Linked DNA regions of Mus musculus: region 2 is linked to region 1. A link is a loop called in an ENCODE intact Hi-C map of the cell type or tissue named here. Cell type or tissue: left cerebral cortex. All regions are shown on one strand.

Region 1 (8,000 bases):
ATATATGTATGTCTGTGTATGTGTATATGTGTATATATATATGTATGTGTATATATATATATATATATATACACATACATACACACACACACACACACACACACATATATATGATTTGCTTGTTTGTAGAATTAACCTGAACATGACTACTTCTTGCTGACTGCACTGAACCAGTCCAGGCCAAGCACCCCTCCTCACCCTTCCCTTTGACTCTTGTGTTGCCACCCAGAGTCAAAGCCTCTAATCCCACTCTGGGTTTTCAGCTGACATTTGCTCCTTGATCTGTGCCACTGGTCACAGTTTCACTTGGAAACTTCTCACATGCTTGGTATTTTCTCTGTATGATGCCTCCTAGGCCTCCTCTGACCTGGGTGAACTACTGCCACAGAGCCTTTGTGTATGCTATCCTCCTGGAATGTTCTACTCCCACAAGGTTCACTCTGACATACTCTAAAGCTGTCAGCTGAAATAGCATCTCCTCAGAGACCTTTCCCATGCCCGATTCCCTCCTAGCCCTGACTTTCAGATCTGCATCCTGAGCATTCCATTCTGCAGAACGTTCTAGAATCCAGACACTGCTTGGCTTGCCCAGGGAACTGAGGCATAAGAGTGCAGTCTGGCCTCATGGGTGCGGGCCCATGCCCAGGGTGTGGAGGGAAGGAGGCTGTGGGAATGGACCTCACATTGTCTCTTCCTTGTCTGGCCAGGTCCTGCAGATCTGCCCCAAGGACATGCGAGCCGACATTTGCGTGCACCTGAACCGCAAAGTGTTCAAAGAACACCCTGCCTTTCGATTGGCCAGCGATGGCTGCCTGCGGGCCTTGGCCATGGAGTTCCAGACAGTGCACTGTGCCCCAGGGGACCTCATCTATCATGCTGGAGAGAGTGTGGACAGCCTCTGCTTCGTGGTCTCAGGCTCCCTGGAGGTGATCCAGGATGACGAGGTGGTGGCCATCCTAGGTATGTGCTGCCTGTCTTTGATGTACTCCTGGTATTGTACTTGGGGTTGTCTTAGTCACTGGACAGCCACATTTAACCAGTGATTTCTCCTTGGGGCAGGCTCATTTCTCCATCCATTCATCCATCCAACAAAAGTTGAAGTTCCTTCTTTGAACCGATTGGTGTTTAAGGCCCTTGGGGTTTTCTCTTCAAGGGGCTGCAGGCTACTGAAAATGATGAGTAAACAAACCATCATTTGGAATATATCGGAAGGGACATATGTTTCAGGATTCAAATGGGAACGCTTCCTATATAAAATGATACACAAGAAGCAGCCAAACAATTGAAAATGAGTTACATGGAGCAGGGTAAAAACAGGGTTCCAAAAAGAGAGAGGTCAGCCTGTGTGAGAGAGACAGGTGTGATTCACAGGGACAGGTGTGACTCACAGGGGAAACCTCTGAGTCACTCTCTATGTGACAGGAGCACATGGCAGGGCCACGGTGGGAGATGACACTGGGAGAGAGTTGACAAACCGTAGGCCTCAGGAATCCCATTAAAGGGTGTTGTTGATTTCACTTGCAAGAGTGGGGCAGGTGACCCGTGGTGAATTGAAAGTAGGGAAGGGGCAACATTAGGACTGTACTTTTGAAAAATTACAGCAAGTAGAGGTTGGGCTGTGGTGAGCAGGGTAAGCAGGTAAGAGACGTGTTATCTAGGCCCTTAATGAACAAAGATGTGGGTGGATGGAGAGAAACACATCACTTTGAGATATATAAAAAGTCAAAGGAGTCCAATGACAGTTTGCTCTTGGGAGAGGTAGGATCTCTCATTGGTTAACAGGGAGGCTAGTTCACCATATGCAGCAAGAAGGAATGTGGGAGGAGCAGGGACATGTGTAACATGACAGTATTTGAGAGCTTGACCATCAGTGGCCCTGGGGAAACTTCTGAGGCAGCCACAGGATAGGTCTCCAATACACACACATCTCTCTAAGGGGACAAGACATCATGGCATAATCACTATTTACAGACATTTGATTTTTGCCCAATATCCTGCAGATGCATCCTCATTGAACCATGCAAACTGGCTTTATTGCTCTCAGTCTCTAAGTGAGACAGTTGAAGTTCAGAGAGTCAAGTGTTTGAGGCCCACGGGGTCCCATCCCAGCAACCTCAAGACCTTCTGCTCCCACCAGACTTGTGAAGTCCTATTTCAGTATCCCTCTGTGTTCAGCCTCTCTATTCCTGCCCAGCTTTAAAATTGAAATACTGATGATTAATGAGATAAGTGGGGTTGGGATGCTGCAGGTACTGCTGCAGATTGTGGAGGTATGTTTTATGTTCAGTGCATGGTTGATTTCCCAGAAAAGTGAGATGGGTGGTACGAAGTTAAAGTGATGTTAGAATGAAGAGGCTGACTGCATATGAAGTTACTGCGATGTTAGAATGAAGAAGAGGCTGACTATGTGTGAAGTTACTGTGATAGAATGAAGAAGAGGCTGACTATGTGTGAAGTTACTGCGATGTTAGAATGAAGAAGAGGCTGACTATGTGTGAAGTTACTGTGATGTTAGAATGAAGAAGAGGCTGACTATGTGTGAAGTTACTGTGATGTTAGAATGAAGAAGAGGCTGACTATGTGTGAAGTTACTGCGATGTTAGAATGAAGAAGAGGCTGACTATGTGTGAAGTTACTGTGATGTTAGAATGAAGAAGAGGTTGACTATGTGTGAAGTTAATGTGATGTTAGAATGAAGAAGAGGCTGACTATGTAGAGATGGATGAAACTTTTAAAACCTAATTTTGCTCCTGTCTGATTTTGGAGTACCCAAAGCATGGCTTCCTTCTTGTTCCTGGGGCACTTTGTCAACTTGCCCTCTTGGCTATACTGTGCTCAGGGTAACCCAAGGATGATGTATACTCCTTCAGCATTTGCTGGAAAATGGTAAGGGAAGCCTGTTGAGTCTGGGTTGGAGCTGAAGTGTATCTGGTCTGCTGGGTACCATGGTGCCTACAGAGCCCAACAGCCTAGTCCTGGCTTCTCCTCACTCCCTCCTCTCAGAGACCTGAGGTTGTGGGCCAAACACAGGAACAGTGAAGACATTGTTGTAAAGTATCTGAAGGAAAGGGGTTCTTATCTCTGCCTTTAAATTCACCAGTGAGGACATTGGGCTAGCCAGGATTCTTGCACAGCTAAGATTAACCACTGACCAATCCTTTGAATTTGGATTAGATGTAACCCTTTGGAGTCAGGCATCTTGTACCAACTTCCCCACAGATTATTTAAGCTTTTGAAAAAAATCCATCCTGAGGCCCAGCACTATCTCTCGTGTGCTCACGATAAGGGATTTTTAATGCCCCACCATAGACACCAGTACGATAGACTTGGGCATGGAAGGATGATAGCCTGAAGCGAGATGAGAAGGACAAACAACCCCTTCTCCCTTCCTCCCCTGCACACCGGCCTTCTTACGAGGCAGCGACTTCATAACCTTGTTGATTTGACTAGTTACTGCTTCTCCAAATCTAGCCCTCTGGGCATCCAGCCTGCTCCAGTTAGCGCATAGTTAGACTTCAAATATAGCTCAGCAGCTTTGGATTAAACGTGTTGGTTGCTCTCAAGATGTCCAGACTAGAAAAAGTCTCCTCTGTGCTTCCAAGAGCCAGATTGAGCCCCCAAAGTAGGTCCAGGCTCGATATCCTACGTTAACTTGCCAAGAGACTCTTAGTCTATAAAAGGACTTGACAAGTTCTTTGAGCCAACCTGTCCTTTAGGCCATGAGGCATACAACATTCCAAGCTGTTTGTTCCCTGGAAACACCCACCTGGATCTTTTTAAAATTCCTTTCTCCTTAGAATCACTTTTGTTCAATGAACTGCAATCAGTTTCTTCCTGAAGGGTTTGAGCATCACATGGGACTGAGAACTAGACCTTCATTGTCCTCCGATGCCCTTTAGCGCAGTCTCACCCAGTGCTGTTGAGCAGATGCTGTCAGGAGTGGGTTGCTGTGGTAGACCAAATCTTATCCCAGCCCTCAAGAGCTGCCTGTGGAGCACGTGACTCTAGACAGCTTCCCCTATGCACATCGAGGGCTACAGAGCATGAGTAGCTATCGAGCAGTGCTGTGTGCCCAGTGCTCCGGTAATGAAGGGAAATATACCAGTGTTCATGCCAGAGGCTACAGAGAAAATGCTGGGACACAGCTGCCCATGCCGTCAGACTCCAATCTTACCAGTTCAGTCACTTATAACCTGCTAGCGTGGTTCCTCCCTCCAATTCGATTATCCCACCCCCATTCTCTGTTTAATTTAAGTGCAGACTCCAAGAATGAGAAGGGACAGTGATCAGAACTGAGTGGGCTTAGCATGTGCCCAAAATAGAATCCCTCCCCTCCCCACTTGCTAAAACCTTATAGACTTTTGGTGACAGCAGCCACAATATAAAATGCTAATTACATTGCTAACTGATGAGCGTACATGTAAAACCCAGCATTTGTCCTGTTGAAGGAAATGCAGTCTGGTGGTTCTATTAGAGTCTGTTGCCTTTCATTTAAAAAAAAATGAATATAGTAACCTAATAAATTGGTTTATGGAGCTGATCAAAGGTTGCATTTAGAAAGTGTGCCTCCCCCAAGCCATGGCAGCCACTCTCTGATAGAAAGCACACTGTTCCCCAAAGACAAAGATCATGGCGGCACTCCCTTCTGACTTCCTTCTGGAATTCTTTTAGAAACCTCTTACCAGCTTCTCAGATGTAGTCTTTGTCCTTTTTACATGTGGGGTTCTTTTTTTTTTTTTTTTTTTTTGCTTTATCATGATATTTATTTTTAATTAAACCAACCCCTTCTTCTTCTTACTTCTACTCTTCCCATGCCTAACATCCCCATCCCAGCACAGGGCAGTTCAGTCCCATCCCCATAGCCTCACTGCGTGTCCTCATAGGATGGCATGTAGGTCCTCAGGTTACTGCTTGCTCTGAGATGCCTTCGTGCATTTGCTGAGTTGGAAGGCCACTTTGCCTTTGCCTGGATAAGGTGCTCCTTTGGGCCATTGTTCTAGGTTGGATATTTAGCAGCATCTGCTGTCATCGAGGATCATGGTGGTGTTTTCTTCAGGGGACAGAATAAGCCTTGTCTTAGAGAACCATTGTGCTGAACTGAGACAGATGCTTAGTGACAATGTGCACAGGGGGCTCACTCTGTCCCTCTCTTGAAGCAAGCAGGCAGATAAATGCTCACAGAGAAGGCAGAGCCTTCTGAGAGCTTGGAAGGCCCCAAGAAGTGTGGTAGGCTGAGCATTGGGGTAGAAAAGCAGCAGGGTTTCTAGGGGTACTGGAGGGAGTGTGAGTGTGAGTGGCAGGCTCAGGCCAGTGTGAGTGGAACTGTCCATGCCTGTTCCGTCAGCTCAGTGTGCACGGGGCTTTGCCAGCCTGTTGCACTGTGATATCAAGAGCACTAAAGCCTTGATTGTCATTTCATGTATGGTTGGACATCGCCAACCTTAGCTATGGAGTAGGAGAGGTGAGGCACATAGAAAAGGAAACGAGACAGGAACCCATAAGCAGGGGCCTTTTATGAACTTCACTTCAGCCATATGATGTTGTTAATTTTTGACATTTGTTTGGAGCCATTGATCAGCAGGGGACCCTTCCCAGTGATTGACAGACCAAGCCATGAGGTCTTTGCCTTGGTGGTGGCTGGAAAGATGGAATCAGATGAGGTCAGGAATGGGTCAGCTGTGAGGAGGGGACTTGTGTGGTGGGTCATCCAAGCCAGCACGTGAACTGGAACCCAGAGCTGCAGTGATAGTGGTGAAATGCAGCAAGGCTGGTGTGGACGTCACTGTGTCATCATGAGAAATGGGGCACTAGCAAGTGAAGTATGATGTCATGAGAGCTGTGATCCAAAAGCACTGAAGAGTGGGGCTGAGGGACATGTGAGGTCGCCGTGGCTCATGACAGACAAAGAGCGCTGAGGTACAGTTAGAACAAATGGAGAAGGCCCACAAGGAACATTTGAATTACATAGAAACAGTGAATGACTATTAACGTGAATTTCCCTCCAAAGATTGCATAAGATGCAGTTTGAGGGAAATTATTCATTTGTTAGAGTTCAGTTTTAACTGGATATCTATGTTTTTTATTTGAAGACTTTGCCAAACTTAGTTGGGAAGCGCAGGTGGACGAACTGTCAGGGACAGAGGTATCCTGGTTAGTTTCCTGTTAGTTTGACACATCGAGAGTTATCTGGGCAAGGGAACCTCAATTGAGAAAAAAACCCATTAGATCAACCGGTATGCAAGTCTGTGGAGCATCTTCTTGATTATTAATATAGGAGGCCCAGTCCACTGTGGTGATACCACTCCTGGACAGATGGTCCTGGAAAGCAAGCTGAGAAAGCTCTGAGAACAAGCCAATGAGCAATGTTGTACCATGGTCTCTGCTTCAGTCCTGCCTTCAGTATCCTGCCTTGAGTAGCTCCTCTCCTGACTTCCCTTCATGCTGGACTGTGATCATGTAGAAATGTGAGCAAAATAAATGCTTTCCTCCTCAAGCTGTATTTGGTCAGTGTTTTATAGAAAACAAACTAGGTCAGAGAGTCTCTTGGGTTGTAAATGTTACTACTGGAAGGTAAGGGGGCAAACAGGGAGGCACAGGCAGGTTCTGATGCCTGGGAAGTGGGAGAGAAGTATTTACAAGGAAGAGGCCATGAAAGCAGAAAGTGTGACACTTCCATTAGACCATGCAGAGACCCAAGGACACTGGACAGAGGTGCAGCCAGCATTGCTTAGAAAGGTGAGTCTGGAACCAGGACATGAAGACAGGTCATGAAGACAGGTCAGAACCAGGAAAGGCACTCAGGTCTTAAGCTAGAGATTTAAGAATTAACAGAAGAAATGTAAAATGGGAAGAGAATGAAAAGCCATCAGCAGAACATACAAGTCTTTCCCTAAATGACCAAGCATTTGAGAGCATTTTTAAAGAAATGGGGTGTAGCCATTCAGAATGACCATAGGGAATTTTAAATGATGTGAAGTGTTATTTGAACATGTTGTGATTGATCCCAATTATGTAAAGACAAGCATGCAGAGATGAGACTCCATGGGCATCCTTGCTAGCAAGCTGGGGTAGATGTCTCATTTGTGAGGCAGGAGGAGATTTTTATTTTCTTATCAAGTTTGTTTGACTCTCAGGCTATCTTTAAAAGAGCATGTGCAGGTCTGGAGAGACGGTAAAGTACTTGAGTTTAGATCCCAGCACTCCCGTAAGAGTGTGTGTGTGTGTGTGTGTGTGTGTGTGTGTGTGTGTGTGTGTGTGTCTGTGTGTGTGTCTGTGTCTGTGTGTGTGTCTGTGATCCTAGAGCTGTAGAGGCAAGAACTGGAGGTGCCAAGGCTTGCTGTTCAGCTAAGCTTGCCAGTCAGTAGCTTCCACGTTCACTGAGTAGCTCTGTCTCAAAAAAATGAGGCGGACACCAATAGAGGAATACACTAGACATGACCACTGCTCTCTACATCAAGTACACACACACACACACGTGCACATACATACATGTGTATTCATAACAAACACACACACACACACACACACACACACAAATAAATGACCTCTCGTTTCTACATCATGCAAACACACATGCGTGTGCTACATATGTATACATACACCAAACACATTAAATAAATAAATAAACAAACAAATAAATAAATAGATGATATTTTCAAGATGACAGTTTAAATTTTTTTTCAAGTCAATCTTGAGAAAGTGTCATTTGCTTTCCCAGACACTGTTAGGGTATCATTTTTAAGCCCAATTTTTTCAAAAGAATGTCTTGGCAGCAGCTCTTTTGCATTTTACTGTCCAATCAGAGAAAATGGCATGTCTCTGCATGTGCCTATATCCCTCCTTCTGACTGTCCTTGGCACCAATGGGCATATCTAGCAAAGGTTTATAAACAACAACCTCAATATGATAAATGCTCACTCATTCAAAGATTGAAAAGCCACCTCCTTCCTAGAGATGCTTCCCGGGGTCCCTGGGAGCCCAGGGTTGGAGAAAAGCAGGCT
Region 2 (8,000 bases), 58 kb after region 1:
TTTTTCAGGCTGCTTAGCTTGCTTAGTGACAGTCCCCAGACTCTGACATCAGGTGGCCTTTCTTTGTTTTGATGTGGTCATAAGGGTGACTGATAAACTTTATTTTAAGGAAAAGAACAGAGGGAAGTGTTTTTGTTCTTCCTGGGAAGGGTTTCCTGTGGACAGCCTTTTCTCCCCCTCTTTCCCTAGGGTGGATCTAGCCTCTGGGGGGGGGGGGTGTCATAGTGATGGTTCCTGTAGCAAAGACATGATACCTACCATGGTCCTTCTAACAAAGTAATTTTTTAATGGCTAAAGGATAGGAAGTGTCTTACTTTTCTCATCATTGTGAGAAAATACCTGATATAGAAGGAAGGAAGGAAGGAAGGAAGGGAGGGAGGGAGGGAGAGAGGGAGGGAGGAAGGGAGGAAGGGAGGAAGGGAGGGAGGGAGGGAGAAGGAGAGAGGGAAAAGAGGCTATTAGGTTCACAGTTTGGAGGCCAGGTAGCCATGGTGGCAGGCAGCTGGCCCCACTTCATCCACAGTCAAATAGCAGGGAAAAATGAATGCTAGTACACAGTTCACTTTGTTTTTATTCAGTGAGGACTCCGGCCCACAGAACTCTGCTGCCAGCATTTAGAGTGATTCTGCCCCCCAACCTAATTTACAGAGTCCCTCACAGATAGATCTATAGTTTTGTCTCCTAAATGATTCTCAATCCTGTTGAGTTGACAATCAATATTCGCCATCACAAGAGACCAGTTTCACTCTATATAGCATATTATTTAAATCTCAAGGTTTTTTTTTTTAAAGGTCAAGTATCTCATTTGTTTTCTGAAAGGAAGAAAGAGATGTTGAGAGACACTGGCTATGGGTGAGGCCAGGCTGGTTTCCTCCGGAGGTTTTCTGTCTGTCCAATCTTCTCTGCTTGCTCAAATACTTTGATCAAACATCTTTACTGATGAATTTTCCGCTTACAGTTGTGTGCCCTTCAGAAGTCTGTTTACATTTCCATACGCGGGTGTTGATTTTATCGGGTTAAGTTGTCTTTGCTGAGGACTGACAGGAAACAGAAGCACATTAACCCCAGCAAGACAAGTATGGAACTTGTCCAAAACTGTTTTGACTCACCCACACAGATGAGGCTAAAGCCAAAGTAGGATTTCCGGGAAGCAGTCTCCTATCATGATGTAAATTAAATTTCCTTTCTCCTATTTCTTGTGTATAAATTGCTACGTTTTCCTGGAATAATTCTAAGATATTTTGAAATAGTTTATAGATAGGGCTAGTCAACCATTTTACCTCTTTTATTGAGTTCATATGTTGATCCAACCAAGGGGAACCAACATAATTGTATATTGTAATTCCAAGAGTGGCTAAGGATGGATGCCATAGATATGGGGGAAGCAAGGAGGGAGACAGGAGTCATGGAGGACAAATTTAATCTCTGTCATTAATGACTCCATCTACACACCTCTGTTCCCTGTTTGCAAAGGCACAGAACTGCCCCCCCCCCCCCTTGCCTTGCCCAGGATGTTGGTCCCTGGGTAATCACTCATAGGTTTCCTGTGAGGTGTCCTCACCGCACAGAGGACAGCCAGTGGTTGTGATAACTATGTAGTATTCCTGCAGAATGTGTTAGGAAAATGCAAGCTCCTATGAGTGTGGGTGAGCACACAGAGCAGCAAGTGCTGCTTTCAAAACAGCCCTCAGGGTCCCAGGAAACCTTCCGAGGTTTGGTAGTCCCTTCTTTCTTTCTGCAGACTTCTCTGCTTCCCCTTAGGAACGCCCGTTGCTCCTTCACCTCTTCATTCCAGATCAGGGCCGCGAAACTGCACATACTCAGACACCCTCATCCCTACTTTATAATAGCTCCAGGATAGCTGCCAGGTCTGAAGTTCAGGGCTTTGGCCCTGGGGCGTTTTTTGCTTTTTCCTGTCTTTGTGAAGCTCACTCAGCCCAACCAGTGAATTTGCTTAAGAGTAGGGCTGAAATCCACTGGGGAACTGAATGCTGTGATTGGCAGTAGACAGAAAGCCAGGTATGTAGGAACATCAGCTTCAGTAGAGCAGGAGTCAGTTTAGAACTAGATGGGGGTGGGGGGCAGAGAAGCTGTGCCCACCTGGTGTCCTTATTGTAGCCACAGGAAATAGGATGGCCCAGACTCACTATAGCCCCCTTCGATATAGTTGCTGAGGCTTCTCAGGGAAGCAGGAGGGACCAAGACACTTTACTGTGTGCCCTGTGCCTGGGAGCAGCTACACATCTCTTCTAAGGGGAGTTTAAAATCTACTGAGGGAAGTATCCAGCAGTGCATTTCTACCAGCTATCCCCTTCAAGTTCTGGAGTCCTGTCCGCAGCCTCATTATTCCACAAACAACTCAGAAAGTACCTCCAGAGAAAATGCATTTTTTTTAAGATCTAAAGATGTTATTAACGCACACTCCTGCGTGCTCAGGAAGCCAGTGGCAGCCTCTGTGAGTCACACTCTTGCCGCAGGATTTTCATTAGAGTTCAAAACCACTCTGATTATCAGCAGAGACCGTGTCAGGGCAAAGAGCCAGAGCAGTGGAGCCTGGGCATTGGAGAAAATCTGAAAGCTTTCAGACACCAGGAGTTTTTATTACCTACTGTGTGTATAAACCTGGGTCAGTGGAGGAGCCCTGATATACAGGCCAAAAAACCTGAATGGAAGCAGGAAGATTAGCCTGACTCCTGTCTGTGACTCCCACATGCTAAGGGCTCCTGCATATAGACTCTTTGGATTGCTGAGTGTTAGTTCCATCAGAGGAATGGGTATCTGGGGCCCTCTGACTCTGAAGCTCCAGAAGTGGCGGGGATTCCCAACACTGTATGGAAGAGGATGCAGAAGGAAGCGGCACCATTGGGGTTGGAGCTGCCTCTCATAGCAACATGGGTAGCTTTATTAGTTCCTCTATTCCCACTGCTGTGAGGACACCCAACTCTCCTGGACACTGACAAGGAGCAGGGAGGATCTCCTAGACTGCTATCATTGTTTCTATGCACAGCCACGAGAACACTCTGCTGCTTTGCCCAGGCCAGGGTCCCTGAGGCCGGGACCCCACCAAGGAGAGCAGGTGATGTGCAGGTGGACACAGAATAACTTCTGGCTGAGGCTGCCAGGGGTTGGGGGGTTTGGGAGGGGAGATCTTATTTATAGATCATTTGAGCAAGTTCCAGTTAGCCATCAGATAGAATTTTAATTCTGGCCTAATGACCTCACCCTCTCTCCTTGGCACAGAGCCCTCACATCTTCTTCATCAGACTGTTGCCAAGCTGACTTGACCTTGAGATAACTATTTAATTAAAGAACTTGACCTTGAACAACTGTCTGCTTTCTTCAGCTGTGCGTAGCTCTTCTTACTTCGATATCTTAGTTTCCTTTCCTGATGCTTTGATTTAAAAAAAAATTACTGCAGACAAAAACAACCTTAAGGAGCAAGGGTTTATTCTGGTCCACCCAGTTCAAGGGTACAGCCCATCATGGTAGAGAAGTCAAGGCAGCGTATGCTTGAAGCTGCTTGTCACATGGCATCCACAATCAGGAAGCAGAGAACAGGATGCATGCTAGTGCTGTCCAGGATCCCACATGGGAAAGGTGCCACCCTCAGTGGGCGGAGCTTCCCACATCAGTTAAATCCAGGAAGATAAGCCCCCACAGACATCTCACAGGTGATTCTGGGCTCTCAAGTTGACATCACTAATCATAGCAATGTCCTTGCCTTACAACTAGAATTCTTTTGACAAGCTGCTGGCACAGTTCAGTGGCCACTCAGGTTCTAAGTCTGCTGAGCTCTGTTCTGCTACTGTCTTGGGTTACCTCTTTCCTTTTCTGTTTTTGGTCAAAAGAATGCAAAGAATCCCCAGCTCTCTCTTTACCTACCCTCTGCTCCTCACACATCTTTGTTTTTACCTGGTCTCTCTGTAAATTCTTTTTTTTCCCCATCAATTTATTTATATTCACTTTACAGCTCCCCTCTTTTCTCAGTTCCCCCTCACAAGCCCCTCCCCCCCCACCCCTTTCCCTATTCCACCCTGGGTACCAACCCACCCTGGCACCTCTGGTCACTGCAGAACTAGGCACATTCTTTCCCACTGAGGCCAGACAAGGCAACTCAGTTGGGGGAACAGGATCCACAGGCAGGCAACAGAGTCAGAGTAAGCTCCCTGCTCCAGTTTGTTGAGGGACCCGCATGAAGACCAAGGTGCACATCTGCTACACATGGAGGAGGGGGTAGGTCAAGCCCATGTATGCTCTTTGTAAATTCTAAATGGCAGAACTAATTCAAGTTAGGTAGGCTGAGGCTCAAGGCACAAGAGAATTGGGCTTTCTCCCATAGGGAGGGGCAGGAGGCCCACTTAGCACCTAGTGAGTCATTTGGTACAGTCTGTTGGTTCTTCCAGAAATGGCCACATGACCGGGGTATGTCCCATCTTCTGGTTTGTGTGTGTGTTCCCAAGGCACTGATGTGACTCTTTTTGCAAGAACGGAAAACTCTTTCTGTTCCACGTTGAAGAACAATGAAGGGAAGAAGGGAAGCACATGCAGACACATGCATTCATCGTCCCGGGAGCAGGAGCGGAGGGAGCACGTGAGTGCTGACCTTCCTTGTCTCACTAGGCCTGCCCACTATCTTGTGAGACCAAAGATTGTTTACCAGAACTGCAGGGAAGCCCTGCTCTCCAGGAGTGAGAAAAGGAAACTTTGCCTTGCTCCACATTTTTAGTTAGCCAAGAAAAGTAACTCCATCTTGGCAGGATTTGAATTTGGTTGCATAAGAGTCAGGTACAGATAGTATTCATGTTATGAAGATGGGGCCCTCTCATCTCATTTCATGGGAGCTGGTCCTTTCAAACTGGCACTGTCCGATAGGCCTGTCTGTGGGGATGCTCTGCACTGTACTGACTTCTGCCCTGTGAAGCTTTTGGCCTTGCTAATGTGCCCTTGGAGTGTGGTCAATGCAACTGAGTAGTCAACTTTAAAATTTGCTTCATCATACCAAACTAGACAGGACAACTGTAGGCCGTATCGCAGAGGTATTTTGTGGATCTCGGTTAGGGCCTTATCCTGGGAATCGTCATCTGCCCCAATAAGAACTCTAAAAGTGAGTTTGCCTTCTCTTGGGATTATCATTAATTGATCCCACATACTCTTGAGACACCTCTGGTTCCTGATCCCATGTTCCTTTGCCACCTACAATGTCCAACAGGTTTGGTGCCAGACAATTACACACTTGATTTAGATGTGCCCCAAGTTCAAAATATATGGATAAAAATATCTCAAGAACACTTTTTTTTTTTTAGTGAGAAAATTAAAGCAAAGCTGAATGGAGCCAACCTGCCTAGGATTAGAACCAGGTAGGTGCTGGCACTGCACCTACCATGCTTGAGACAGTGAAGGTTTGTTTTATTCATGATTTCTGCGTGTTTCAGCTCATCATGGCTGGGAAGGCACTAGGGAGCAGCTCATGGTAGCAGGAGGCTGGAGAAGGCTGTACCCACCTCTGTTCTCCAGGCAGACTGGGAGAAACAAGCAGGCTGAAGCCCAGAGGTTATAACTTTTAAAGACCTGCCCCACTAACTTACTTCTGCTAACCAGTACCCACCTCCTAAAGGTTCCACAGCCTCCCTAGAACAGGTGCTGCTGGTGGGAGCAATTTCAGTTCAAAGCAGAGAAAATATTGTGTATTGTTCAAATCTAACCATGTAGGCTGAGGCTCAAGGCACAAGAGAATTGGCTTTCTCCCATAGGGAGGGGCAGGAGGCCCACTTAGCACCTAGTGAGTCATTTGGTACAGTCTGTTGGTCCTTCCAGAAATGACCACATGACTGTCAGAGTAGGTGGAAGCCTGTCCTTGCCTCTAATGGGTGGCAAAAAGGTATATTTCCAGAAGTTTTAGAGTCACCATGGATCTTTTCTGCCACCTGTCCCCACTCTTGCCTCTCATTTTACCTGGAGACATTTATTGTTCATGAGCTGTTGAGGATCCCATCCTGAAAACTGTAAACCTGAGGTTCAGGCATTAACTGACCTAAGAGCACAGGACTGTGGGCCATCAGCAGAGAATCTGTACACAGCCCACTGTGCAGTTCTCACTCCAACATGCCTTATCTTCACAGCCTTCCCCTGACAGTCCCCTAGGCACCTGAGAGGACATCAGGCTTGTTCCCACAGGCTCCCGGCAGAGGAGCAGTCTGTGGGATGGGGCAAGGGGTCAATAAGCACAGCTCAGCTGTGAGAAGCCTCCTAAGACCCAGGAGAATGTGTGGGCCCTTACAGCTCCCAAGAAACCAGCCTGCTTCTTGGTTCTAAAGAGAATGGATGTTGTGTACTCGCCTTCTGAACATTCCACTCTTTGAAAACAGACTACCTTTAGTCCATTGAGAGAGGTCTATGTTAGTTACTGCTGTGTGCATGGGTCTGTGTCCTAACACACAGATGTGAATACAACCCGCTGGAAGTTTAAGCAGAGGTGCTTAGCTGAGATGTGGGAATATGTAGTTGTCCTTGGAAGATGAGGGAAGGCTTCTTGGGGGGATTGTAAGTAGCCACCCCTCTCTTTGAAAAGCACCAGTTGACAGAATGGAAGGCAGGGTGTTGCATGCTGGAAAAAGAGGTATGGCAAACAGGTAGCTCATAGATGCTCTTGTTTGTTTTGTGAATTGTTTTAAAGAAAAACCAGTTATCAGTCACATTACACCAGCAGGGAAATGAAGCAGGCACCACAGGCTCCTGGCCAAAGCTAACCTGCCTGATTGGCAAAACCTAGAACAGAAATGCAATATAGGGAGATGGAAAGGAGCCAGGCCTTGATTCCCAAGGAGAGCACCAGACCCAAATTACCCAGGGCCTCAAAGTTTATGCACAGTTGAGCAGAGGCCCAGGTGGCAATCCCCAGGGTAAATCAGAGGCAGAAATCTCCAGCAGGCAAGGTTTCTGTGATGACACTGGCCTTTCCATCATCCATGAAAGGATGCATGTGTAGACAAAAAGAGGAAAGCTTGGCTAAGAATGGGCCTAGGTTGAGTTCTATGAGCCAAGGGCTTCGGATAAAACCAAAGGAAGTTCTAGAGTTAGCAGAGCCTGAGTCAGAGCACAGAGTGTGGGTGAGCATGGGTGCATTGAAACGCTAGTGCCAACAGCCAGCATCATGAAGTTAGCATTATGGCAGAGGGCAGCATCCTTGAGATGATCCTTGGTTGTCCTCTGGTTGCTACAGAGGTGCAGCCAACTTCTGGACTGAACAAGGTAAAGACATAGTATACCTAAGTCACTGACTTGGGCATGAAATCAGGTCTGTAGGATAGAGAGCCCATGTTGAGGCCAGGTAGACACAAGCCTGCTGCTTCTTAACAATGTAGCCTGAGACAAGGGGCAGCTCCATTTTCTGTAAAACAAGGTTGAGAATATCTGTCCCACAGGATGCTCACAAGGATCAGTTTCCACTGCAACTGTATAGTGCACATCTCTCTGTCTTTTGTGAGATGTTTCCCCAAGACTCACCCAACAGACCAGCACTCTCTCCCTTGCATGGTTTCAGAGGTTTCTGGGCTGGGAAAAGTTAGGCACAACACCTACACAACAGTTGGGTCTACTATTCCATATATAGCCTTCTATCCTTCCACCCATATATTCTACCATTTCTAGCCTCTTCCTAGTTATATATATATATATTTACACACACACACACACGTGTGTGTGTGTGTGTGTGTGTGTGTGTGTGAGAGAGAGAGAGAGAGAGAGAGAGAGAGAGAGAGAGAGAATCATATTATTATATACATACAGGCATAACTTCATGTGGCCTCTCTGACATCTGGATTCATTTGCTACAGCTGCTATGACAAATGGAGAGGTGTAAGTAGCACAAACCAGCTAACCCAGTCCTGGAACTGAAGTCCAAGGTCAAGCATTTATAGAGTCAGTTTCCTCTGGCATCTGAGGGAGAATCTCACTGCTGCTACCCATCTTCCATCCCCTTGGCTTCTGTGGTGTCACCCTTA

The links. Hi-C counts contacts between places; a loop is a spot of excess contacts. Peaks named below come from ENCODE experiments on the same cell type or tissue, not always from the same donor. Only the 100,000 strongest peaks of a DNase experiment are listed, where the experiment ranks them.
Region 2: it touches region 1 in a loop (5-fold over the local background); 2 of 42 quality-filtered maps call a loop at or near these places.

The regions. Positions count from the first base shown.
Region 1 is chr1:192,417,976-192,425,975 of GRCm38, forward strand. Kcnh1 (potassium voltage-gated channel, subfamily H (eag-related), member 1) reads left to right here. Exons shown (of 11, transcript NM_001038607.2): 9 at 708-960. Among named protein-coding and RNA genes, the nearest start is that of Gm31011, 94 kb to the right of the region's middle. In left cerebral cortex, no CTCF peak of the experiment used is centred here; DNase peaks (open chromatin) are centred at 3,605 and 3,912; H3K27ac peaks cover 1,541 bases.
Region 2 is chr1:192,475,869-192,483,868 of GRCm38, forward strand. The region is part of intron 10 of Kcnh1 (potassium voltage-gated channel, subfamily H (eag-related), member 1); the gene reads left to right. Among named protein-coding and RNA genes, the nearest start is that of Gm31011, 36 kb to the right of the region's middle. In left cerebral cortex, no CTCF peak of the experiment used is centred here; DNase peaks (open chromatin) are centred at 966, 4,393, 4,705, 5,790 and 2 more places; H3K27ac peaks cover 4,911 bases.